Linked DNA regions of Homo sapiens: region 2 is linked to region 1. A link is an interaction called in ENCODE POLR2A ChIA-PET data of the cell type or tissue named here. Cell type or tissue: Caco-2. All regions are shown on one strand. Links, peaks and the distances in the headings refer to the core of each region. The heading gives the core; the rest is flanking DNA. Region 1 has its middle 7.7 kb from the start of RAN. Region 2 overlaps ADGRD1 (adhesion G protein-coupled receptor D1).

Region 1 (12,213 bases), core at 2,439-7,438:
ATTCTCTCTCGCCATGGAAGGGGACATTGACACTTTCCAGCGACCAGGGCAGGGACCTCCTTGTGGCCATTATTGGCTACCACAGTTTTCAGAGAATTATTTCATGTATCAGTTTATGTGAATGAGAAGGAAACAGCATGAACTTCTTCACACATCTTGACTTTTGTTTAACTTGTTTATTTATTTACTTACTTATTTATAGAGGCTGGTCTCGAACTCCTGGGCTCAAGTGATCCTCCCACCTTGGCCTCCCAAAGTACTGGGATTACACGCGTGAGCCACCACACCCAGGGACTTTCCACATTAACCAATCAAATATTTTCTATTTATTTTAAATAGAATTTAAAAATTGAAACCACGGTGTGACACCATTTTCCCAACTTCTAGTGAAAACAGAAATAGAAAACACACACTTTCAGTTGGGCATGGTGACTCATGCCTGTAATTCCAGCTACTCAGGAGTCTGAGGTGGGAGGGTCCCCTGGTCCCAGTAGTTTCAGGGACACCTGGGCAACATAGTGAGACCCGATCTCTATTAAAAAAAAAGAAAAAAAGGCCAGGCACTGTGGCTCACGCCTGTAATCCCAGCACTTTGGGAGGCCAAGGCAAGAGGATCACTTGAGGTCAGGAGTTCAAGACCAGCCTGGCCAACATGGCAAAACCCTGTCTCTATTAAAAATACAAAAAGATTAGCCAGGCATGGTGGTGGGTGCCTGTAATCCCAGCTACTTGGGAGGCTGAGGCAGGAGAATTGCTTGAACCCAGGAGGCAGAGGTTGCAGTGAGCCAAGATTGCACCACTGCACTCTAGCCTGGGTGACAGAGCTAGACTACATCTTACAAAAAAAAAAAAAAAATACACACCTCTTTGGCCTAGCAATTCCCTTTTAGGAATCTAAAGATCCATAAAATAAAAGCCCCAGTGTGCAAGCACATATGTTTAAGGCTATTAACTGCTGCATTGTTTTCGTGGGAAAGCGAGCTAGAAAAGCCTGAAGGTCTATTGGTAGTGGAAGGTCTGAATAACTTGGGCTTCAGCAATGCAGTGACTCTTGTGTACAGCAGAGAGTCATATCAGATGAGCCAGCAGTGCTGCGGCTGCCCCACCTCCACCCAGGTGAGGTCATGTACCAGGCTCCTGAAACACACTGTGGGGACCCACAGGGGAAAGCGGCCACCCGGCTAGCCTTCAACTCGTGCCCTGGTTCTGAACTATTCTACCAAAGTATATTCTGAATTTATATATAAGCAAATATAATATATTTACATGTGTATGTAAATACACATATATGTATTTCATTTTGTTTTGTTTTTTGAGGTGGAGTCTCCCTCTATCACCCAGGCCAGAGTGCAGTGGCACAATCTCGGCTCACTGCAACCTCCTCCTCCTGGGTTCAAACGATTCTCTTGCCTCAGCCTCCTGAGTAGCTGGGACTACAGGAACATGCCACAACATCTGGCTAATTTTTGTATTTTTAGTAGAGATGGAGTTTCACCATGTTGGCCAGGCTGGTCTCAAACTCCTGACCTCAGGTGGTCTGCCCACCTAGGCCTCCCAAACTGCTGTGATTACAAGTGTGATCCACTGTGCCCGACCAATATACAAGTGTTTATTTATTTATTTTTATTTTTTTGAGGTGGGGTCTCGCTCTGTTGCCCAGGCTGGAGTGCAGTGGTGCAACCTTGGGTCACTGCAACCTCTGCTTCCCATTCTCAAGCAATTCTCCTGACTCAGCCTCGCGAGTAGCTGGGATTACAGGCGCGCACCATCACACCCAGCTAATTTTTATATTTTAGTACAGACGGGGTTTCGCCATGTTGGCCAGGATGGTCTCGAACTCCTGACCTCAAGTGATCCACCCGCCTCGGCCTCCCAAAGTGCTGGGATTACAGGCGTGAGCCACCATGTGCCTGGCCAGTATACACATATTTCTAAAACCTGTGCTGTGGGTTGAATTGTGTCTCTCAAAGATGTGTTGAAGTTCTTCTCCCCTGTACCCATGAATGTGGCCTGTTTTGGAAATAGGGTCTTTACAGAGGTAATGGAGTTAAGATGAGGTCATCAGGGTGGGCCCTAATCTGGTGACTGGAGTCCTTCTAAGGAAAGACAGAGACGGAGATACACAGAGACAGAGACGCCTCACATTCACAGGCGACAGGGAGACACTCAGGGAAAAGACTGCCACGTGACTGGAGTGATATGTCTACAAGCCAAGGAGAACCAAGGGTTGCCCGCAATGCCAGAGGCTAAGAGAAAGGCACAGGACGGAGTCTCCCCTCGAGACGCCAGAGGGCCACGGCCCTGCCCACACCTCAATTTCAGGCTTCTACCCTCCTGAACTGTGAAAGAATAAATTTCTGTTATTGTAAGTTACTGGTGTGTGGTGTTTTGTTATGGCAGCCCTGGGAAGCTGATGGTACCCTATAATTATCTTATGAATAGCACAGTTATGTGGCACTGGGTGTTGGTATGTCTTAGAAGAGTCAGTAAAAGCAAGAATTCAAAATGGTCCACAATTTTTGAAACCCTAAAAATAATACTGAAAATTTAACTATATAGTGGAAGATGTAATAGGTACATTTTGAAACTCTATGTCTGTGAAGTGCCCCAGGCATCTCTCAACCTTTGAGAAGTTCTGTTATATTCTTATGCTTTCCTACATTTTTTTCTGTCCTCCTTAATTAGACTAGATTCTCCTAAAGTGACAGGTAACACTGAATGAAAGATGTTACTGGCTGGGTGCCATGGCTCACGCCTGTAATCCCAGCACTTTGGGAGGCTGAGGAGGTCGAATTACCTGAGGTTAGGAGTTCGAGATCAGCCTGGCCAACATGGTGAAACCCCATCTCTACTAAAAATACAAAAATTAGCCAAGCATGGTAGGATACCTGTAATCCCAGCTACTCAGGAGGCTGAGGCAAGTAAATCGCTTGAACCCAGGATGGGGAGGTTGCAGTGAACTGAGATTGTGCCACTGCACTCCAGCCTGGGTAACAAAGCGATACTCCATCTCAAAATAAAAAATAAAAAACACATTACTGTTGGCCCTAACGGGGGCAGTTGTCTTATTCCATTTAGGCTGTTATAACAGAATACCATACATTGAGTGGCTTATAAACAATAGAAACTCCTTTCTCATAGTTCTGGAGGCTGGGAAGTCCAAGATCAAGGCACCAGCACATAGGGTGTCTGCTGAGGACCCACTGTCTTGTTCAAAGATGGTGCCTTCTGGTTCATAGACTTTTCACTGCTATAGTCTCCATTGGATTTGATAAATTGAAAAAAGTGAATTATAGATTATATAATTCATAAATGTATTGTTAAATATACTTTAAAAGATTACCAAAAACAGCGATATGTGGAAATAGTCAAAGAACCCAGAAAAATACACCCAATAAGTGAATTAATAATAGAGTTCATTTAACAACAACATATACAGAAATAAAAGTACTAGCAATGAAAACACACAAAGTTGTAAATTATATTGTGCCATGCACAAAATTAAGAATTTTTTTTTTTTTTTTTTTGAGACAGAGTCTTGCTCTGTCACCCAGGCTGGAGTGCAGTGGTGTAATCTCGGCTAACTACAACCTTCACCTCCCGGGTTCAAGTGATTCCCCTGCCTCAGCCTCCCAAGTAGCTAGGACTACAGCCATGCACCACCTCACCCAGCTAATTTTTGTATTTTTAGTAGAGACGGGTTTTTACCATGTTGGCCAAGATGGTCTCGATCTCTTGACCTTGTGATCTGCCCACCGCAGCCTCCCAAAGTGCTGGGATTACAGGCGTGAGCCACTGTGCCCAGCCAAAATTAAGAATTTTTAACATTCATTCATTGGCAGCGTTTTGCCATATTGCCCAGGCTGGTCTTGAACTCAGGTGGTGGAATGGGTGAGGGAGCTCCCTGGTGTCCCTTTGTTAAAGGCACTAATCCTATTCGTGAGGGCCCCACCCTCTTGACCTAATCACCTTTCAAAGGCCCCACCTCCTAATACCATCACCTTCAGGGTTAGGATCAGAACAGATGAGTTTTGGGGGAGGAAACATTCAGACCACAGCAGAGGCTCCTTGCCCTCACCCTAACCCCGAGCTTCCACAATAACAAAGCCAGCATGTTCGCCTCTCTGCACCTGGCTGAGCCCTCCTCCTTCTCTCCTGTGCTCACCTGCCTCAGCCAGCTGGGTTCCTTGCTGTCCCAGGACAGCTCCAGGCAGTCTCCCGCCTTGGGGCCTTTGCACTTGCCCCTCCCTTTTGCTGGAATTCTCTTCCTCCAAATATCTGCATGGCTCCTTCCTTCACCTTCTGTGGGTCTCTGCTCAAACATTACCATCTTAGGGAAGGTCTCTTGGGCACCCGACCTGCACAACCACCTCCTTCCTTCGACCGTCTGTATGTTTTTTGTTTGTTTGTTTGTTTGTTTTGAGATGGAGTCTCCCTCTGTTGCCCAGGCTGGAGTGCAGTGGTGCAATCTCGGCTCACTGCAACCTCCGCCTCCTGGATTCAAGCAATTCTCCTGCCTCAGCCTCCTGAGTAGCTGGGATTACAGGTGCTCGCCACCACACCTGGGTAATTTTTGTATTTTTAGTAGAGATGGGGTTCCACCATGTTGGCCAGGCTGGTCTTGAACTCCTGACCTCAGATTATCCACCCGCCTCGGCCTCCCAAAGTGCTGGATTACAGGGGTGAGCCACGGCGCCCGGCCTGTATGTTCTTTTTTACACAGAGTCTCACTCTCTGTCACCCAGGCTAGAGTGCAGTGGCGGGATCTCAGTTCACTGCAACCTCTGCCTTGCAGGCTCAAGCAGCTTTCCTGTCTCAGCCTCCCGAGTAATCAGGACTACAGGTACACACCACCATGCCCAGCTAATTTTTGTATATACTGTAAAGATGGAGTGTCACCAGCCCAGGCTGGTCATAAACTCCTGGCCTCAAGTGATCCACCCACCTGAGCTTCCCAAAGTGCTGGGATTACAGTTGTGAGACCGGCCTGTATTTTCTTTAACTACTTTATTTTTCACCTTAGTAATTATCACTATTTCATAGATGTTACTTAATTCTCAGGTTCGTTTTCTGTCTGTTTTACTGAATGTCCCAGTCCCTGGAGAGTGCCTGGTACACAGCAGATGCTCAATAAATATTAGGTGGGTGAACTAATACATCTGTGCATTTTTCATCCCTCTTAGACTCAGTAGAGTTTCGCAACTCAAACAGTTCAGGGCTCAGGCAGGTAAGCAAACATGCAGAACAGGCTGAGCACCAGATGACAAGGGGCAAATGGCTTGAGGCCTGCGTCTGAGATTTAACAGGGAATGGCGGGCTAGGGGCAATGGCAGCTGGCAGCATTTGCCCCGTCTGTAGGGGGCAGTGGCTATATACCTCCAGAAGGTTGTAGCCACACAAGAAAGGAGGCTCAATGCCTTCCAATCTTATTATGATTTTCAAAGGAATCCAGATACCTGGATTTTATGTGAAATATCCTTTTCTTTCATATTAGTTATCTATTACTGTGTAACAAAGTACTCAGTACATTAACAAAGTACATTAACAAAGTTAATGGCTTGAAACAACAATCAACCCTTTTTATCTCACACAGTTTCTATGTGACTTAACTGGATCCAGGTCTCATGAAATTTGCAGGTAAAATGTCAGCTAAGGCTACAGTCACCTGAAGGCTGGACCAGCGCTGGAAGATTTTATTTCAGGATGGCGCGCTCATGTGGCTGGCAGGTTTTCCAGTGTTTTGCTTTGTTTTTTTGAGACCAGGTCTCTCTCTGTTGCTCAGGCTGGAGGGCAGTGGCAGGATCATAGCTCACTGCAGCCTTGATGTCCTGGGCCCAAGCAATACTCTGGCCTCAGCCTCCTGAGTAGCTGGGACTACAGGCGCAGACCATCACGCTTAGCTAAATTTTTTTATTTTTATTTTTTGTAGAGACAGGGTCTCACTATGTTGCCCTGGCTGGACTCAAACTCCTGGGTTCAAGTAATTCTCCTGCTTTGGCCTCCCAAAGTGCTGGGGTTACAGGGATGAGCCACCGCACCTGGCTGGCTGGCGGGTTTATATGGGCTCTTTGCAGTGGACTTCAGATTTTTGTCACAAGAACCTGTCCATAGGGCTGTGTTTGTCCTCACAATACGGTGACCAGGTCCACACAGAGTGAGTGATTCTAGCCACAGAGCCCCTGTGACCTACTTTCCAAAGTAACACACTGTCAATTATGACATATTCCACTTGTTATAAATAAGTTGCTAAGTCCAGCCCACACTCAAGGAGACATTAATTAGAATCAACCTTTTCAATGGAGGGGGATCAAAGAATTTCCAGACATAAAACCATCCAATCTTAAAACGCTGTCAATGAGTTCAGATGGAAAGCATGTTGTTACTCACCCCAGCACAGGTCAGATGACGCCCTTGAAGGTTCTGTTTCGTATGGGCCACCAAAGAGTACACTCAGCACTATTTTCATCTTTATTTATTTTTTATTTTTTAAATATTTATTTAAATTTTTTTTTTATTTTTTAAATTAAAAAAAAAAATACAGGCTGGACACGGTGACTCATGCCTGTAATCCCAGCACTTTGGGAGGCTGAGGTGGGTGGATCACCTGAGGTCAGGAGTTCAAGACCAGCCTGGCCAACATGGTGAAACCCCGTCTCTACTAAAAATACAAAAATTAGCCAGGCATGGTGGCACATGCCTGTAGTCCTAACTATTCCAGAGGCTGAGGCAGGAGAATCGCTTGAACCCAGGAGGCAGAGGTTGCAGTGAGCTGAGCTGAGATCATGCCACTATACACCAGCCTGGGTGACAGAGTGAGACTCTGTCTAAAAAAAAAAAAGATAAAATAAAATTTTAAAAGATTTTAAACAATTCTATTTAAACATTTTATTAAAACCTTAAGGGCCGGGCAAGGTGGCTCACACCCGTAATCCCAGCACTTTGGGAGGCTGAGGCGGGCGGATCATGAGGTCAGGAGATCGAGACCATCCTGGCTAACACGGTGAAACCCTGTCTCTACTAAAAATACAAAAAAATTAGCCGGGTGTGGTGGTGGGCACCTGTAGTCCCAGCTACACGGGAGGCTGAGGCAGGAGAATGGCGTGAACCTGGGAGGCAGGGCTTGCAGTGAGCCCAGATCGCACTATTGCACTCCAGCCTGGGCAACAGAACGAGACTCCATCTCAAAAAAAAACCTTAAAAAATTATAGAGACGAGGTCTCACTATGTTGCCCAAGCTGGTCTTGACCTCCTGGATTCAAGTGATCCTCCCACCTCAGCCTCCCAAAGTGCTGGGATTACAGGCATAAGCCACTGTGTCCAGCCTTTATTTTTAAATTAAAAAAAAATTTTGAGTCAGGGTCACGCTCTGTCACCCAGGCTGGAGTGCAGTGTATGCAAAGATTAGTCTTTGCCATGAAGTACCATTATTAACATTCAATAGGCCTGCATATTTATTATTATTATTATTTTTTTTTGATAAGAGTCTTGCTCTGTTGCGAGGCTGGAGTGCAGTGGCTCAATCTCAGCTCACTGCAACCTCCGCCTCCCGGGTGTCTCATGGGTTCAAGCAATTCTCCTGCCTCAGCCTCCCGAGTAACTGGGATTACAGGCACCCGCCACCATGCCTGGCTAATTTTTTGTATTTTTGGTAGAGATGGGGTTTCGCCTTGTTGGCCAGGCTGGTCTCGAACCTCTGGCCTCAGGTAGTCCACCTGCCTCAGCCTCCCAAAGTGCTAGGATTACAGGCGTGAGCCACCATGCCTGGCCTATTATTTTCATTAGAATATAATGCTGCTGTGTCTCATTCCTCTTTCTGTATTCAGAAGGGGTCAAGAGTCATTCATTCACCTAGAAGGCACACACCTGTAATCCAAGCTACTTGGGAAGCTAAGAGAAGAGGTTCATTTGAGCCCAGGAGTTCGAGGCTGCAGTGAGCTATGATCATGCCACTGTACTCCAGCCCGGGCAACAGAGCAAGACTGTGTCTCTAAAAAACAAAACAAAAAAAGAGTAATTTATTCAATATTTCAATAAATATTGTTTAAGCATACGTTATGTGACAGGCTCTGCGCTAGATACTTTGAATGTCATGACATGGTATGCCACTTATTTTAGTGAAGAAAAGAAAGATTGAAAAACGAGCACGTAAATAATTAAGCAATATGTTCTCAATAATGTGCTCTGAAGAAAAGAAAGTGGGTGCTGAAGTGGAGAAAGCCTAGGGGTGGTCAGGGGACTGAAAGGTGAGAAGGAGCCAGCCAGGCTAAGATATGTGGAGAAGAGCATCTTGTTTATTTGTTTATTTGAGACAGGGTCTTGCTTTGTTGCCCAGGCTGGAGGGCAGTGGCTCGATTATGGCTCACTGCAGCCTCCAACTCTCAGGCTGAAATGATTCTCCTGCCTCAGCCTCCCAAGTAGCTGGGATTACAGGCATGTGCCACTACACGTGGCTAATTTTTGTATTTTTAGTAGAGACGGGGTTTCACCATATTGGCCAGGCTGGTTTGAACTCCTAACCTCAAGTGATCTGCCCGCCTTGGCCTCCCAAAGTGCTGGCATTACAGGCATGAGCCACCGTGCCCAGCCAAGGGAAGATACTTTTAAACAGAGGGACCAGTAAGTGCAAAGGCCCTGTGGCAGGAATAAATTTGGCTGGGGTAAGATACAGAAAGTCTTGTGAGGTTACAGGGAGAGAGGCAGGAGACGAGGTGGGAGAGGTAGGCATGAGCTAGAGCCCATAGTACCTCCCTGGCTACAGATTTCATGGATCTAAGTGAGACAGATAGAAAACTACTGCAGGTTTTACCAGTGGAGGAGGATGATCTGATTTTTTTTTTTTTTGACAGAGTCTCGCTCTGTCACCCAGGCTGGAGTGTAGTGGCGCAATCTCGGCTCACTGCAAGCTTCGCCTCCCGGGTTCACGCCATTCTCCTGCCTCAGCCTCCCGAGTAACTGGGACTACAGTCACCCACCACCATGCCCGGCTAATTTTTTGTATTTTTAGTAGAGACGGGGTTTCACCATGTTAGCCAGGATGGTCTTGATCTCCTGACCTCATGATCCGCCAACCTCGGCCTCCCAAAGTGCTGGGATTACAGGTGTGAGCCACCACACCCTGCCTCTGATATGGTTTTAAAAGATCACTCTGGGTCACATGCAGTGGCTCATGCCTGTTATCTCAATACTTTGAGAAGTTAAGGCAGGAAAATTGTTTGTGGCCAGAAGTTTGAGATAAGCCTGGGCAATGTAGCAAGACCCCATCTCTACAAAAAAGAAAATAAATTGCTGGGTGTGGTGGTGCCTGCCTGTATTCCCAGCTACTCGGGGGGCTGAGGTGAGTGGATCATTTGACCCCAGGAGCTCAAGGTTGCAGTGAGTCATGATCTCGCCACTGCACTCCAACCCTGGTGACAGAGAAATACCCTGTCACTACAAAACAAAATCCACCCTGTGCCTCCTGATCTGAGACACTAAGAAGGACACAACATCACTTTTGTGGTTTTCCTACCCAAACTGCATAACCTGTATCTAATCATGAGCTAGTATCAGAGAAATCCAAATGAAAGGACAGTCTACAAAATACCTGGCCTCTAAAATACTCTGCAAGGCCAGGCGTGGTGGCTCACGCCTGTAATCCCAGCACTTTAGGGGGCCCAGGTGGGTGGATCCCCTGAGGTCAGGAGTTTGAGACCAGCCTGGCTAACATGGTGAAAACCCATCTCTACAAAAAATACAAAAATTAGCCAGGTGTGGTAGCAGGCACCTGTAATCCCAGCTACACAGGAGGCTGAAGCAGGAGAATCACTTGAACCCGGGAGGCAGAGGTTGCAGTGAGCTGAGATCGCACCACTGCACTCCAACCTGGGCGACAGAGCAAGACTCTGTCTTGGGGGAAAAAAAATACTCAGCCGGGCGCGGTGGCTCATGCCTATAATCCCAGCGCTTTGGGAGGCCGAGGCAGGCAGATCACGAGGTCAAGAGACCGAGACCATCCTGACCAACATGGTACATCGTGAAACCCCGCCTCTACTAAAAATTCAAAAATTAGGTGGGTATGGTGGCGTGCGCCTGTAGTCCCAGCTACTCAGGAGGCTGAAGCAGGAGAATGCCAGAACTCGGGAGGTGGAGATTGCAGTGAGCCAAGATCATGCCAGTGCACTCCAGCCTGGCAACAGAGAGAGATTCTGTCTCAAAAAAACCAAAAAAAAACTCTGCAAAAAGTGTCAAGGTCATGAAAGATAAAGAAAGGCTGAAGGACTTGTAGATGGAAATAGACTAAGGAGGCTGACAAGCAAACGTTCCATGCAATCCCGGACTGGATCCTAAACCAGGCAAATGGTGTTAGTGAGACATCTGACAGTTAAGGGTCGAGATTAGATAATCAAATTAGAGCAATGTTAACTGCCTGATTTTGATAAGTGTACAGTGGTTATGTAACAGAATGTCCTTGGTTTTAAGAACTGCACATCAAAGGGCATCCTGTTTGCCACTTACCTCAAACATTTCAGAGAAAAAAAGTCATATATATACACACACACCTAATTACGTCTTTATAAAATCACATATAGGTATATAGGTGAGATCAGCTGGGGCAACATAGTGAGACCCCATTGCTACAATAAAATAAATAAAAAATTAGCTGGGCCTGGTGGCACATGCCTGTAGTCCCAGCTACTAAGCAGGCTGAGGTGGGAGGATCACTTGAGCCCAGGAGTTCCAGGCTGCAGTAAGCCACTATGCTCCAGCCTGTGTGACAGAGACCCTGTCTCTAAAAAAAAAACTAGAGACTAAGGAGGCCTGAGAAACAAGTTAAAAGCGTAACATGCAATCCTCGACTGGATTCTTGTAGGGGAAAAAACGCCAAAAGGTATAAACACTGATGTTCTCATCACCCAGAATTATACAAATGGTTAATATATTGTCACCTTGCTTTGATTACCATTTTTAAAATTAATTTTCTTTCTTGTTTTTTTTTTAGAGACATGGGTTTCACCATGTTGCCCAGGCTGGTCCTAAACTCCTGAGCTCAAGTGATCCATCTGCCTTGGCCTCCCAAAGTGCTCGGATTACAGGCGTGAGTCACTGCACCCAGCCTGATTAGATGGAGTTTTGCTCTGTCGCCCACGCTGGAGTGCAGTGGTGCGATCTCTGCTCACTGTAAGCTCCACCTCCCGGGTTCACGCCATTCTCCTGCCTCAGCCTCCCGAGTAGCTGGGACTACAGGCACCCGCCACCACGCCCAGCTAATTTTTTGTATTTTTAGTAGAGACGGGGTTTCACCGGTTTAGCCAGGATGGTCTCGATCTCCTGACCTCGTGATCTGCCCGCCTTGGCCTCCCAAAGTGCTGGGATTACAGGCGTGAGCCACCGTGCCCGGCCCTGATTACCATTTTTTAAAAAAGAAATGGAACATTGCAGGTAAGGTTAAACTCTTCTATGACCTCTCTCCGCAGTTCCTGGGTGACAAGAGCGAGAATCTGTCTCAAAAAAAAAAAAAAAAAAAAAAGAAGAAGAAAAAAAATTGTCATCCTTGCGCAGGGGCCATGCTAATCTTCTCCGTATCATTCCAATTTTGGTATACGTGCTGCCAAAGTGACCACTCGATTACCTATTCCAATATAATGAAACCCTGTTTCTACTAAAAATAAAAATAAGATAAAAATAAAAAAAATAGCTGGGTGTTGTGGCGCATGCCTGTAATCCCAGCTACTCAGGAGGCTGAGGCAGGAGAATCACTTGAACCTGGGAGGCGGAAGTTGCAATGAGCCGAGATCGCACCACTGCACTCCAGCCTGAGCGAGAGTGAGGCTGTCTCAAAAAAAAAAAAAAAAGGAAATAGAACATTGCAGGTAAAGTTAAAGTCTTCTTTGACTCCTCTTCTCAGTTCCATCACACTCCTTTCTACCCTTTCTTGAAGCAATAACCATCAGGATATGGTATATAGATCCTTGCAGTCAATTAAAAAAAACAACAAAATACATATATCCAATAGCCAATATGCTTTTGTTTTATGTGTATTTGTAAAAAATATACATAAATGACATTATACTATATATATAATCCCTCTAGATAAAGTTACATATAGTGTTAGGTTTTATGTATTAATTTTTGAAAACAGGGTCTTGCTCTGTCTCCCAGGCTGGAGTGCAATGGTGAGATCATTGCCCATTGCAGCCTGTAACTCCTGGGTTTAAGGGATCCTCCTACCTCGGA
Region 2 (12,213 bases), core at 2,772-7,771, 100 kb after region 1:
CTCCATCCTATCCAATCCTTTCTTTTTTTTTTGAGACAGACTCTTTCTCTGTCGCCCAGGCTGGAGTGCAATGGCGTGATCTCAGCTCCCTGCAACCTCTGCCCCCTGGGTTCTAGTGACTCTCCTGCCTCAGTCACCCGAGCAGCTGGGACTACAGGCGCCCGTGACCAAGGCTGGCTAATTTTTGTATTTTTAGTAGAGACGGGGTTTCACCATGTTGACCAGGCTGGTCTCAAACTCCTGACCTCAGGTGATCCGCCTGCCTCGGCCTCCCAAAGTGCTGGGATTACAGGTGTGAGCCACCGCACCCAGCCCCAGTCCTTCCTTTTTGTCTTCTCTTCCGACATCTCAGGCTCTGCTCACCTCGTTTCCTGCTGAAAAGCCGCATCCCTGGCTGTCTGTGTGAAGCAGAATCTAGGGGCCTCCTTCATGCTCCAGCTTCCATCCTTGAGGCTCGCCTGCCCCCGGGCAGCTCTGGCAGAGGAAGCCTGGCCCTGGCGCGTCTCCTCAGGAGCGCTCATGACGGGCACGGGCGTCACAAACACACCAACAGAAACAACCTGTTTCCATCGCAAGAGAACAGCTCCTTAACACGTAGCATTTCATTCTAAAGAGTGCTAAACAGCTATGAAAAGCGGCCAGTTTGTCTGCACGTTGGGCCTTTCAATGATTTTACATCATCCTTGCGAGAGCCCTGCGGTGGTGTCACGCCCTCGCACCGCGGGTGGAGAAGCGTGTCTTTCAGACAGACCAAGCGATTTGCTCAAGGTCACAGGGCTCAGAGGACACAATATTAAGCCCAAGAAGCTCACAGCGTGAGGGGAATTAGGGGAGACAGACACAGACAGAGATTCTTGGAAAACAGCAGCCGAGTGGTCAGTACCGGGACATAGGTTCGCTCAGGTGCTGGGGGAGCCTTAAGGAGGAGTCTCCAGTATAGAGCGAGAGCCTGATCTTCCAAACGCCAGCCTACTTTCCACCACGGCCACACCAAACTGTAGTATTTTGTTAAAGGTTCTCAGAACTATTAAGCATTTCTTGTTTTCTGATTCTGGCACTCAGCACTGTGCCTTATGCATAGGAGACACGCAATAAATATTTGTTGGGCTGGCGCAGTGGCTCATTCCTGGAATCCCAGCACTTTGGGAGCCTGAGCCAGGAGGATCACTTGAGCCCAGGAATTCAAGACCAGCCTGGGCAACATAGTGAGACCCCACCTTTATAAAAAATAAACATTCAGCTGAGCATGGTGGTGCATGCCTCTAGTCCCAGCTACTTGGGAGGCTGAGGTGGGAGGATCACTTGAGTCCAGAAGTTTAAGGCTGCAGTGAACCGTGATCACACCACTGCACTCCAGCCTTGGTGACAGAGTGAGACCCTGTCTCAAAAAATATCTATATATTTATTGACTTGTCTGTGCACAGTCACTGAAGATTTGCTAGTCATCTGGTAAACCGCGTCAATAAAGCTAGCCAACCAGCATGCATTCGGCTCACAGGTGGCTGTTTTGGCTTGTATTACCTGGTTTGCCTGTCTACACTGGCAGAGGTAGCCAGATATTTGCCAGATCTTTACCATGTAGAGAGGTGTTTCATTTTGTAAGTAATTGCCAAACAACTTGAAATCATTTTAAGCCTTTGCATACTCTGTGCTTATCTGTGACCATAGATGGTCATTCTGGAGGCATTATAGAATGTCGTAGTTGAGGGACCGTGGGGACTATTGAGCCACTTCTCACTTTACAGGGAAGCCAGGAGGTAGGTTTGGAGAGGGAAATCCAGGGTCGGCAGAGTCCGGGCCCCTCCCCACATCTGGAAGCTTTTCCAGGGCCTCAGGCGGCCCAATTTCTTGCCTCTGCTCCCCAGGGGACAGCCTTATGAAGCTGTGATGGTTGATTAATCTGAATCCATAAATGGCACTGGCCAATAAATTGCAGGCCATTCTTAAAAAGTTTATAAGCATGCCATTTTATACATGACATTTGTAATGAGGAAAAGAGAACTTAAAACAAACCCAAAGCATGTCATTACCCAGCAGTTTCCTGGTCCTGGGGCACATGGCACAGCTGGCTCCAGCCGTTTCCAGAAGTTTGGGGCGGCTCACTTCACCCGCTCTATTTAGGGGTCTGGGAGGCCAAGCAGATAATTACAGTAATTATCATTCCTTAGATCTCCATCATGCCTTAGAGTTTCTAAAGAACTGTCAGAACTGCTAGGCCATGGCAGAAACTGGATTCTTCATCTTCATAGTATTTATAATAGAATTTTAAAAAAACAATGTTTATATCCGATTGAAGAAATGGAAATTTGGCAAATAGAGATTTTCTAAATACTAGAATTATACAGATAATTATATTCTATGTTTATTGATTTATTTATTTATTTTTGCATTTTATCATTCATTCTACCTGTATAGTTAGTTTTTAAATTGCTAACATTAAAAATTTGGGAGATTTCAAATGCAAAAATCTCTCTCTCACACACACACACACATACACACACACCTCCTGGGCCCCTTGTCTTAGACATGGAGGATACAATGTAAATAGAACATTCAAGGAACAGAGTCTGATATAGGAGACAACACACAAATATACTAACAAAAAAATCCCAAACAATAGTAAATGCCATGAGAAAACCAAATAAGGACCTGAAAGAAAGAGTGGATGGTGGTGGCGACGAAGGGGTGGCATGAGGGGAGGGGTCCTGTGAACTGAGACCTGAATCAGGATGAGCTACACAAAACGTGGGGATCAGCATTCCAGGCAGTGGGAACAGCAGGCAAAGTTATGCAGGAAAAATGAGCTCCATGTGTTGGAGGCCAAGGAGGATGGAGCCACGAAGCCAGCCCGACCATCGGCAGGGGCCGGCATTCCTCTGTGTGATATAGATTCCAGCTGGACCAAGTCAGTGCAACACTGAAGATTATTTCCCTGCAGGAAACCAAGGGATAAAGGTTTCCCTGAACGCACACAAGGAGTAAGTAACAGGGAAGGAAGAAGAATAGGGAAATCTGGAAGAAAAATGGAAAAGGAAAAATTAAAGGTTTTATTAAGTTGTTTTGAGTATTAATACTCTGTCTTTCATCTCTCTCCTATGTCTGTCTCTGACACACGCACACACCAAACTTAATAAAACATTACATATGGATGATAAATTATTTCTGAAGAACTGTGGTGATGTGGGCTGAAAATACCCCTTTTTCTCTCTGCCCTTTCCTCTCTCTCTCTCTCGTTCTTTCTCTTCCTCCCCACCCCTCCTCCATTTTCTCTCTGGCTCTGTCCCCTGCTACTTGTTTTGCAGGCTGGGGTTGTTTTGGAGTCCTCAAATGGGCCATGGTTTTGCTTGGCTGGCTGACCTGCCTAAGAAGACGTTTAGTCTTTAGAAGAGTTTGGTGAAAATCAAGGTGGTTGCAGAGTTAGGTGGTCTCATGCCACCTTCTCAATGGGAAAAATGCCACAGAGTGCCTTTTTCCCGAAAGAATGAGACTTTCTTGCTCTGATGAAACTTGTAGGACTATGAGTTATTTTACTCCTTGAGTTGGAAAAGGAACCTGTGGGCTGAATTCAGCCCATCCCATTAGCACCACACAATGTTTTATTTTAAAAAATTGCTAACATTAAAATTTTGATAGATTTTGCTTTAAAAAAAAATCTGAATTTCTGACTCTGCTTTAAAAAATGAAGACCTGACAATCCTGGGCAAAGCTTCCTGCAGAGCCGCAATGCTTCGTTCGGCATCAGGAGGCACTACTTAATTTAGACAGGGCACAGTTTTCCACGTCGCCTCCGCCTCTCCTGCCCTACGACTGCAGTGGTGCCAGCTGATGGTTTCCAGCATCTGCTCTGATGAGTCTGGCCTGTGCCTTCCAGCTTGTTAACTACCTTGGATGCCATCCCTGGACTCTGTCCAGTCACTTCTCAGGACTCGCCGTCCCCTGCGGGTGTCACAGCTTGCAGCCCCTTCATTGCTTGTTTCCAGTCAGTGTTGCTAGTTGCAAAACATCTGTGGCAACTGAGGTGTTTTACACTTGTCTGAAGTGCAGTGGTGTGGAGAGAAGGCAGTGTTCTGGCCTCAACCCTGCTCTTCTCATCACTGGCCACCTATGAACTCTGGCTGGCTTTGGGGTGAACGAGACACCATCACTTTACTCTGTCAGCCTTTCTGCCAGGACTGATTGTGGCCATTTGTAAATGGAAAGAATGGGAAGGGCTTTATCGTCCACAGGGTTTATTTTATAAAGATGAGGATTCTGAAGACACATCTGTTCTTTGTATAACAGATGTTATTTCCTTTTACAATTTTTTTTCCCAGATGACTTGAATAACAAGTCAATGAGGTTTTGTCCTCTTCAAAATGAATATCCTAGACTTTAGGGGGAAAAAAAGCACAGTGGGAATGAAAATGAATCTTTTTGATTTTTGCATTTCAGATTCTTCATATTGCATTACAATAGTAGAACTATCCCCACTGGAAATCAACTGAAGTCAGGCCTTACTTTCTAATGTGCTACTTTATCTAGATAGGGCTATTTTATTTAGAGAGTAACAAGACACTTAAGTTATTGTTTAGATACTTCTCTTTAGCTCATATTACAGAGTTAACTTTGTTCCTGGCTTACATTTTGAGCTTGTGTACATAAAACTGGAGGGACAGATGCAAATTGAAAAGTGGAACCAAGGAACAGGACACGTGTGGATGTTGGGCGCCCTGTGAACAAAAATTCAGATATTACATGGGGTGCGTCAGTTATCTGAAAATGATGGTATGTTCATAACTACCTATGGCACTTCAATTGTGAAAGCAAGCCTTAAAATATTTCTAAAGGAATACAGATTGAAAAATTCAAATAGAGGCCTGGCGCGGTGGCTCACGCCTGTAATCCCAGCACTTTGGGAGGCCGAGGCGGGCGGATCACGAAGTCAGGAGATCGAAACCATGCTGGCTAACACAGTGAAACCCCATCTCTACTACAAATACAAAAAATTAGCCAGGCGTGGTGGCGGGCGCCTGTAGTCCCAGCTACTTGGGAAGCTGAGGCAGGAGAATGGCGTGAACCCGGGAGGCGGAGCTTGCAGTGAGCCGAGATCGCGCCACTGCACTCCAGCCTGGGCGACAGAGCCAGACTCCGTCTCAAAAAAAAAAAAAAAAAAAAAAAGAAAGAAAAATTCAAATTCAAATAGAACAGAAAGATAATGCAATGTAAATCTTCTTCTTACATCTCGCACTCAGCTTTTCGATTTCTTCACTCCCAAAACAGCAGTATTGGTTTCTGCAGTATCTCTCCAGACATCTCTCTCTCTTCTTCTCTCTCCATCCCTGCCCTGAACCAACTATATTTTACACAAATAGCTCATAGTGTACACATTTTTATCATCTTTTTAAAAATTAGACAATATCAATGAAAGAATATGCCATCTAAGTTCATTTATGAACCTTAGTATTCGTCCCAGCTGTATTCCAGTCCAGAGTGTAGATGTGCCATATTTATTTAGCCAGCGCTCTGTAGATGAGCATTTAGGCTGTTCTCAGGTTTCTGATACTATTAAAAAATTCTACAACAAACAAGCCTTGCACAGAGGTCTTTGATCATATGTATGAGTGTATCTCTAGAATAAATTCCTAGAGGTGGAATTACTAGATCAAAGGGAATGTACACTTAAAATTGGGATAGATACTGCCAAATTACCCTTCAGAAGGGGTGTACTGATTTGAACTCCCATCAGAAATGTGGTGGAAGTTGCCAGCTTAGTATAGCTAACTTTTTGCTTGCCAGTCTGATGGGTGAACTCTGATAGGCTCATTGTTGTTTAATATACTTTTTAAACTTATGAGCAAGGTTGGGCATCACTTGATATATTTATACGTAATTTTTATTTCTTTTTCATTGAACTATTTGATTATCTCCTTTGCCTCAATATTCGGTTGGTTCTTTTTAATAGTAGGAGTTGTACTAATATAATACGTTTAATACCTCTAAAAAGAAATCAGTACCCTTCTGTAATATGTATTATATAATACATATTATATAATATGCACAGAAAACTTTGTTTTCTGATTGTGTTTTGTTTTATTTTATTACATGTAAATTTTGATCTATCTGGAAATTGTTCTGGTATAAAGAGTGAGGTTGGGATCTTAATTTTTTCCATGTGGTGAACTGGTTCCAATGTCTTTGTTGAATAATATTTCTCCTCTAATTTAAAAGACCAGCTTTGGGGCCAGGCGCGTTGGCTCACGCCTGTAATCCCAGCATTTTGGGAGGCTGAGGCAGGTGGATCACCTGAGGTCAGGAGTTCGAGACTAGCCCGGCCAACATGGTGAAACCCCGTCTCTACTAAAAATACAAAAATTGCCGGGCATGGTGGTCGGTGCCTGTAATCCCAGCTACTTGGGAGGCTGAGGCAGGAGAATTGCTTGAACCCAGGAGGCGGAGGTTGCAGTGAGCCGAGATCGCGCCATTGCACTCCAGCCTGGGCAACAACAGCGAAGCTCTATCTCAAAAAATAAATAAGTAAATAAAAAATAAAAGACCCTCTTTATCACAAACTGAATTTCCATATGTACTTAGGCATCTTTGTGGATTTTTCTCCCGCTGAACTGTCTATCCGCGTGTAACAATCAGCCATCTTTATTGTAGTTTCATGCTGTGCCTTATCATTGAGTGTGAATCTCCTCTCTTTATCCTCTTCTGTTTCTTCTCCAGATTTTCTTTCTTATTTTTTATATAAACTCCATAATCAGATATGTCCCCCACAAAATTCTCTCAGCATTTTTACAACAAATTTTCTAATACTCATAGATTAAAGTATAGTTTACGACATTGAGTCGGCTTTTCCAAGAATAGGTTGAATCCTTCATGCATTCGAGGGTGCTTTCACATCCCTCAGAATTATTATTTTTTATTTTCTTCATGAAAATCTTGTACAATTCTTATTCTTGTTTTCATAAATATTTTCTTTTTGTTGGCTGCACTTAGGAGAACTCTTCTTTTTTTGTAGCATTATTGTTGGAATACAGAAAAGCAATTGACATTTGTATATTAAATTTGTACAAGCCTCCTTGCTAAATTCTTTTGTTGTTTGTAATAGTGTTTCACTGACGAAATTCTTTTCTTATTTGTAATCGTTTTCCACTTTGGTTATCAGGCATACATCATTTGAAAATAATGATCTTATTATCTCCTCTTTAAAAAGTATTTTTTTTAAAAAAACAAGGACTAACATAGAGACTATTAGTCTGTCCTTTTCTATGATCTAGCAGTCGCTTGGGGCAGTTGATTATTGTTTAGTCATCTGAACCATTATTTCCACTTCTGTGAATGAATCCCAGAGGACTAATCCCCGAGAAGACTAAAATTGTATGCATAAAGCCACTCATGTCAGCGCCACCTGTACGAATAAGGATGGAAGCTATTGATTGTTCATTAACAGAAGAATGGCATAACATGTTATGGGGCAGCCACTCAAGAGACTGTTACCCAAACTCAATTATGAGGGTTAGATAGAAACAAAGAAATAATTCATATAGCATTCAATGAGAAGAGCAGAATAGAAAATAACATACCTGCATAAAGTTATGTTTACTCAAAGTATAAGGATCACGAAGGAAATTTCAAACTGAGTAATGCTTAGTGTGGAGGAAGCATAGAGGGAAAATAGAATGACCAGGATTAAATTGAGAAAGTGAGTATTGCGTCTACAATGAGCTGGCAGTGTGATTTTGTGCAAGACTTTCATTTCCTGTCTTTACAAATAGGCTAAGAATTCAATTTTCTTATAGATTATTGTTAGCATGAAGTGAGGAAGTGCTTGTTAAGGACCTCAGTGTCTGGCATACCATTCATGTTAGTTTTCTCCTCTTTTAAAATGATTTTACCCTTATTTGTTTCTATAGTGTGATTGCATTGATATTAACTCTAAAATAATGGTAAATAACAGCGGGATATGGAACATTCTTATCTTTTCCTGACATGAATGGGCAAGCTTCTAGTGTGTCACCAGTAAATGCAGTGGCTTCTGTTTTCATGCAACAAGAGGCATCTATTCCTATTTACCCTGTTTTGTCCAGTTAAGGAACTATTTACCAACTTCTAATTTAAGAGTTTCTTTTTCTAACCAAGAGTGTGTGTTGAATTTTATTAAATATGCTTTCAGTATCTCCCACAGACATGGGATCCTTTTACTCTTCCCCCATAATGTGTGTGCTAAGCGGTTCTTACCCTCTGGTTCTTTCCTCTCTAATGATGATTTAAAATTTTTATTCTTTTTTCCCCAAGGATTTCAGGTGTTGGCGTCTGCTTCCCATTACTGGCCACTGGAGAATGTGGATGGGATCCATGAACTTCAGGATACAACTGGAGGTAGAGACGCGGGTGCTGAGAGCGGCTGTGGGCGCGGGAATCCCAGGGCCATCAGGAGGCGTGGGTGCTGAGAGTGGCTGGCCTTGAAATCCCAGGGCCATTGGGGGACGTGGGTGCTGAGAGTGACTGTGGGCCGGGGAATCCCAGGGCCATCGGGGAGCAGATGTGGACACAATCTGCTTTGAAGCCACGGTGATAGAGATGAACAAATACTTGTGTAACTTCCCGTAATAGTTATTTCAAAGCTTTTTTTTTTGTAGAGATGGGGTCTTGCTATGTTGCCAGGCTGGTCTCAAGCTCCTGGCCTCAGCAATCCTCTGGCCTTGGCCTCCCAAAGTGCTGGAATTACAGGCGTGAGCCACTGTGCCAGGCCACGAAGCATTTTACTAGAATTTTTATAGAGAGAGCTATTGCGTATTGAATGGGAGAATTTCTGATTCAAAATATGATTAAAATGTGCATTTTCCCCAACAATCTTGAAACAGAAGCTGGCCTGAGGATGCCTCTATGTGCAAGTCAGGCGTCTGTTTTCTACGTTGAATGGACTAGCGTCATCTGCACACTGACCACAGCAGGGGCCTATTGATGAAGCAGATGTCAAAGGTCATGCCAACTAAGACCAACTCACATGTTTGAAGGGCCCCCGTTTCATTCAGCAAACGCATCCCCATCTACCAGTCAGCTTCCCCACACATCAGCTCCATTTGAAAAGATTAAGCATCGCCTAAGACGTTTCCAGTGAGGCCCAATTCCAAATAGTCTGTTTGAGTTCATTCAGACATTTGCTGGTAGGAGAAACCTCACATCTTTCTGGGTATTTTTTTCCCCTTTCTAATAAGGACTTTTTAAAAACCGTAAGCTTTGTATGACAGTTTTCCATTTTTATTTTTATTTACTGATTGCTCTTGATCATGTCAGATGGCTGACATGGGCGGCGAGGGTTTACCGTACAGCAATCCTAGCACGTGCTTCGGTCGTCCCTGTTCCGTGGGAGGCGTTTTATTTTTAAAACCATGTATTGCTGGTGACTGTGATTTCCACATTGACACACTGGCATTTTCCTTACTCCTGTGATTTAATGTGTTGCTGGACATCACCGCTGAAGCTTCTGAAATGTTTCCTTAAAATTTGCAAACTGAGACCCATCGGTGCTGCCTCTGTTGCTGGTGTTCTCAGACTGGGGCGCCGTTGAGGAGCACGCGCTCCGTGAAGGGCACCTGCGTGGGTGCCACGCGCTCCCTGCCCAGCATCGCTCTCATCCGCCTGCCTGTAGGGCAGCAACATGGCCACATTTGGAAACCACCCTACAGCCAGATGTCTTTTCCAAAGGGTCGGCCTGGCAGGGCTGAGAAAGCCCTTGTGCAAGTTTGTTTCACCACTGGCTCGGGTTCAAACGAACCACGTTCCCTTGTTGGCATCCAGTTTTCTTTTTTCAAGGCCTTTATTTTAAAGCCATGGAAAGGGGGTCATTTCACCAAGTGGAAATGCCTTCTTGAAACAGCTCACTGTTCCAGGACCCAGCAACTAAAATGCTAGGAGTTTTTTCAAACAAAAGCTTGAATAACTGTCAGTGTCTTTCTCTCTTCACCCCTATACCTGAACTCATTGTGGTGGCTTAAATCAGTAACTCTTGGTGCTTTGAAACCTTTACCTATGAAAAATTCTTCTCCTAAGGTGATATATTCACACAGATACAGTTACACACTGTGGCTGAATTTTGCTCCCTGAATATATTGACTTCCAGTAAAGCACTAATATATCCGTGTTAGTCCTGGAACATTGCAATGTGGAAGGTTTCTCTGCACTTCCCTACTGGATGCATTCTCTAGGTTGTAATGCTATGCTGGCATATTTGAATTGATTACAGCCTTCTTAAGGGAGAAAAGAAAAGAATAGACCCCATCAGCACATTTTGCTGCGGGGAACAGGTGAATAGCTTTGGCAAGCCTTTTGAGGATGTGCGGCTTTGTCGTTTGTTGCCGAACTCTCCGTCGTTTTGTCCATTTGTCATCATCTCACGCAGTCATTTTCATGCAGAGTGTCTGTCTCATCAGTTCTTGTGACATCATAACCATTCATCCTTTTGTTGAGCCTGTGTTATGAGTGGCCAAGTTCAATTTCATATCTCTCAACTAAGTATCTGCCTATGTGTTGGAGCCAGAAAATTAGAACTATCGCTTGCGGCCAAATTCAGCAGCCATCACGCCCTGGTGTGGGAACTGAGTGGGGCCACTGGAGTGGCCGAGCTGCTGACCAAAGTAAACAAGGGTGGTGGAGGCTGGGGGATGTGAGGTCCGAAGAGAAAGTCCAGGGTGCTCTTGGATGAAAGAGCCCCTCCTGGTGCCTGCTGCAGGTTGAGAGATATGTTGGTCCCATTTGTCTTTTGTCTCACTCACTTGCTGTGCTTTTTCTTTTTGTTGTTTCACCCAGCGTCCCGAACCCACAAGCTCACTGTGCTTCCTTCCCGTAATGCTACTTTTGTGTATTCCAATGATTCTGCCTACTCAAATCTCTCTGCAACTGTAGGTGAGCATTTATGTACTTTTGTTCTTCGTTCTGTCAAGTTTGGATCTACGATGAATTCTAAGGCCAATTCTGTTTGGTAGTATCTGAATTCACTATGTCTTGGCTAGCAAGTGAGCAAATGTCCCAGTCAAGACAGCAGATCCAAGGTGTTAAAAAATAACCACTAGGGTTAAGTCTAAAGGAAGATTGCAATACATTAGAACAGGGGTCCCCAGTCCCTGGGCCACAGACTGGCAGCAATCCGTAGCCTGTTAGGAACTGGGCTGCACAGCAGGAAGTGAGTGGTGGGTGAGTGAGTGAAGCTTCACCTGTATTTACAGCTGCTCCCTATCGCTCACATTACCGCCCGAGCTCCACCTCCTGTCAGATCAGCAGCAGCATTAAATTCTCTTGGGAGCACAAACCCTACTGTGAACTGCACATGTGAGGGATCTAGGTTGCATGCTCCTTATGAGAATCTAATGCCCGATGATCTGTCACTGTCTCCCATCACCCCCAGAGGGGACCGTCTAGTTGCAGGAAAATAAGCTCAGGGCTCCCCCGATTCTACGTGATGGTGAGTTGTACAATTATTTCATTACATATTGTAATATAATAATAACAGAAATAAAGTGCACAATAAATGTAATGCACTTGAATCATCCCGAAACCAACCTCTCCAACCCATCCATGGAAAAATTGTCTTCCATGAAACCGGTCCCTGGTGCCAAAAATGCTGGGGACCACTGCACTAGAAGGTATATATATTCTTTCAAGTTCCCAGGATTGTCTAAGCCAGCTGCTTGTTTTCAGAACAAAACAGACCCAAGATGAGACCTTTTCTAGACATAGAGATTGTTTGGATTTTTAAATGAATTGTCTTCTTTGGGGGAGGAAAAGCATGCCATTTTAATGGAAAATTAAAGTTAATTTAAAAATACCTCATCAAACATTTGATTTCTTATAAACATTAAAATCAGCATTTCGTCTGTAGCTGGACTTTAAAAAAATCATTAAAAGCTGTTTGTGAAACATATACCCACAAGAATCATAGTTAAATTATTGTCTTATCTGATAACCTCCAGAGCCTACATGGCTCAACATGAAGCTCAAAGCAAAAGGGGTAGTAGCAACTGAGGCATTTATTAGATCAGCATAGAAGCCAGTTCTGACCCTGTCAATCTTACCCTGTGATCCTTTTCAACACAAAAACTGACTGCTCTTTCAACTGTAAGGTGATTGGCTTCCAAAATTAATGTTTCCAGTCAAGCAGTCTGACTTAGGGGTTTATACAGCCTAGCTCAATTACGCAACCACTAGTGATCCATTTAACCTTGCAATATATAG

Evidence for each region. Peaks named below come from ENCODE experiments on the same cell type or tissue, not always from the same donor. Only the 100,000 strongest peaks of a DNase experiment are listed, where the experiment ranks them.
Region 2: POLR2A ChIA-PET joins it to region 1 with 5 read pairs; 4 of 35 experiments call an interaction of 5 or more read pairs at or near these places.

Annotation. Positions count from the first base shown.
Region 1 is chr12:130,858,238-130,870,450 of GRCh38, forward strand. It overlaps the pseudogene RNU6-1077P. Among named protein-coding and RNA genes, the nearest start is that of RAN, 7.7 kb to the right of the region's middle. In Caco-2, for the core only: no CTCF peak of the experiment used is centred there; DNase peaks (open chromatin) are centred at 4,183 and 5,244.
Region 2 is chr12:130,958,186-130,970,398 of GRCh38, forward strand. ADGRD1 (adhesion G protein-coupled receptor D1) reads left to right here. Exons shown (of 25, transcript NM_198827.5): 3 at 8,278-8,361. LOC124903054 (a long non-coding RNA gene) reads right to left here. Exons shown (of 2, transcript XR_007063527.1): 2 at 11,991-12,213. Among named protein-coding and RNA genes, the nearest start is that of ADGRD1, 10 kb to the left of the region's middle. RefSeq lists an enhancer at 539-833. In Caco-2, for the core only: no CTCF peak of the experiment used is centred there; no DNase peak of the experiment used is centred there.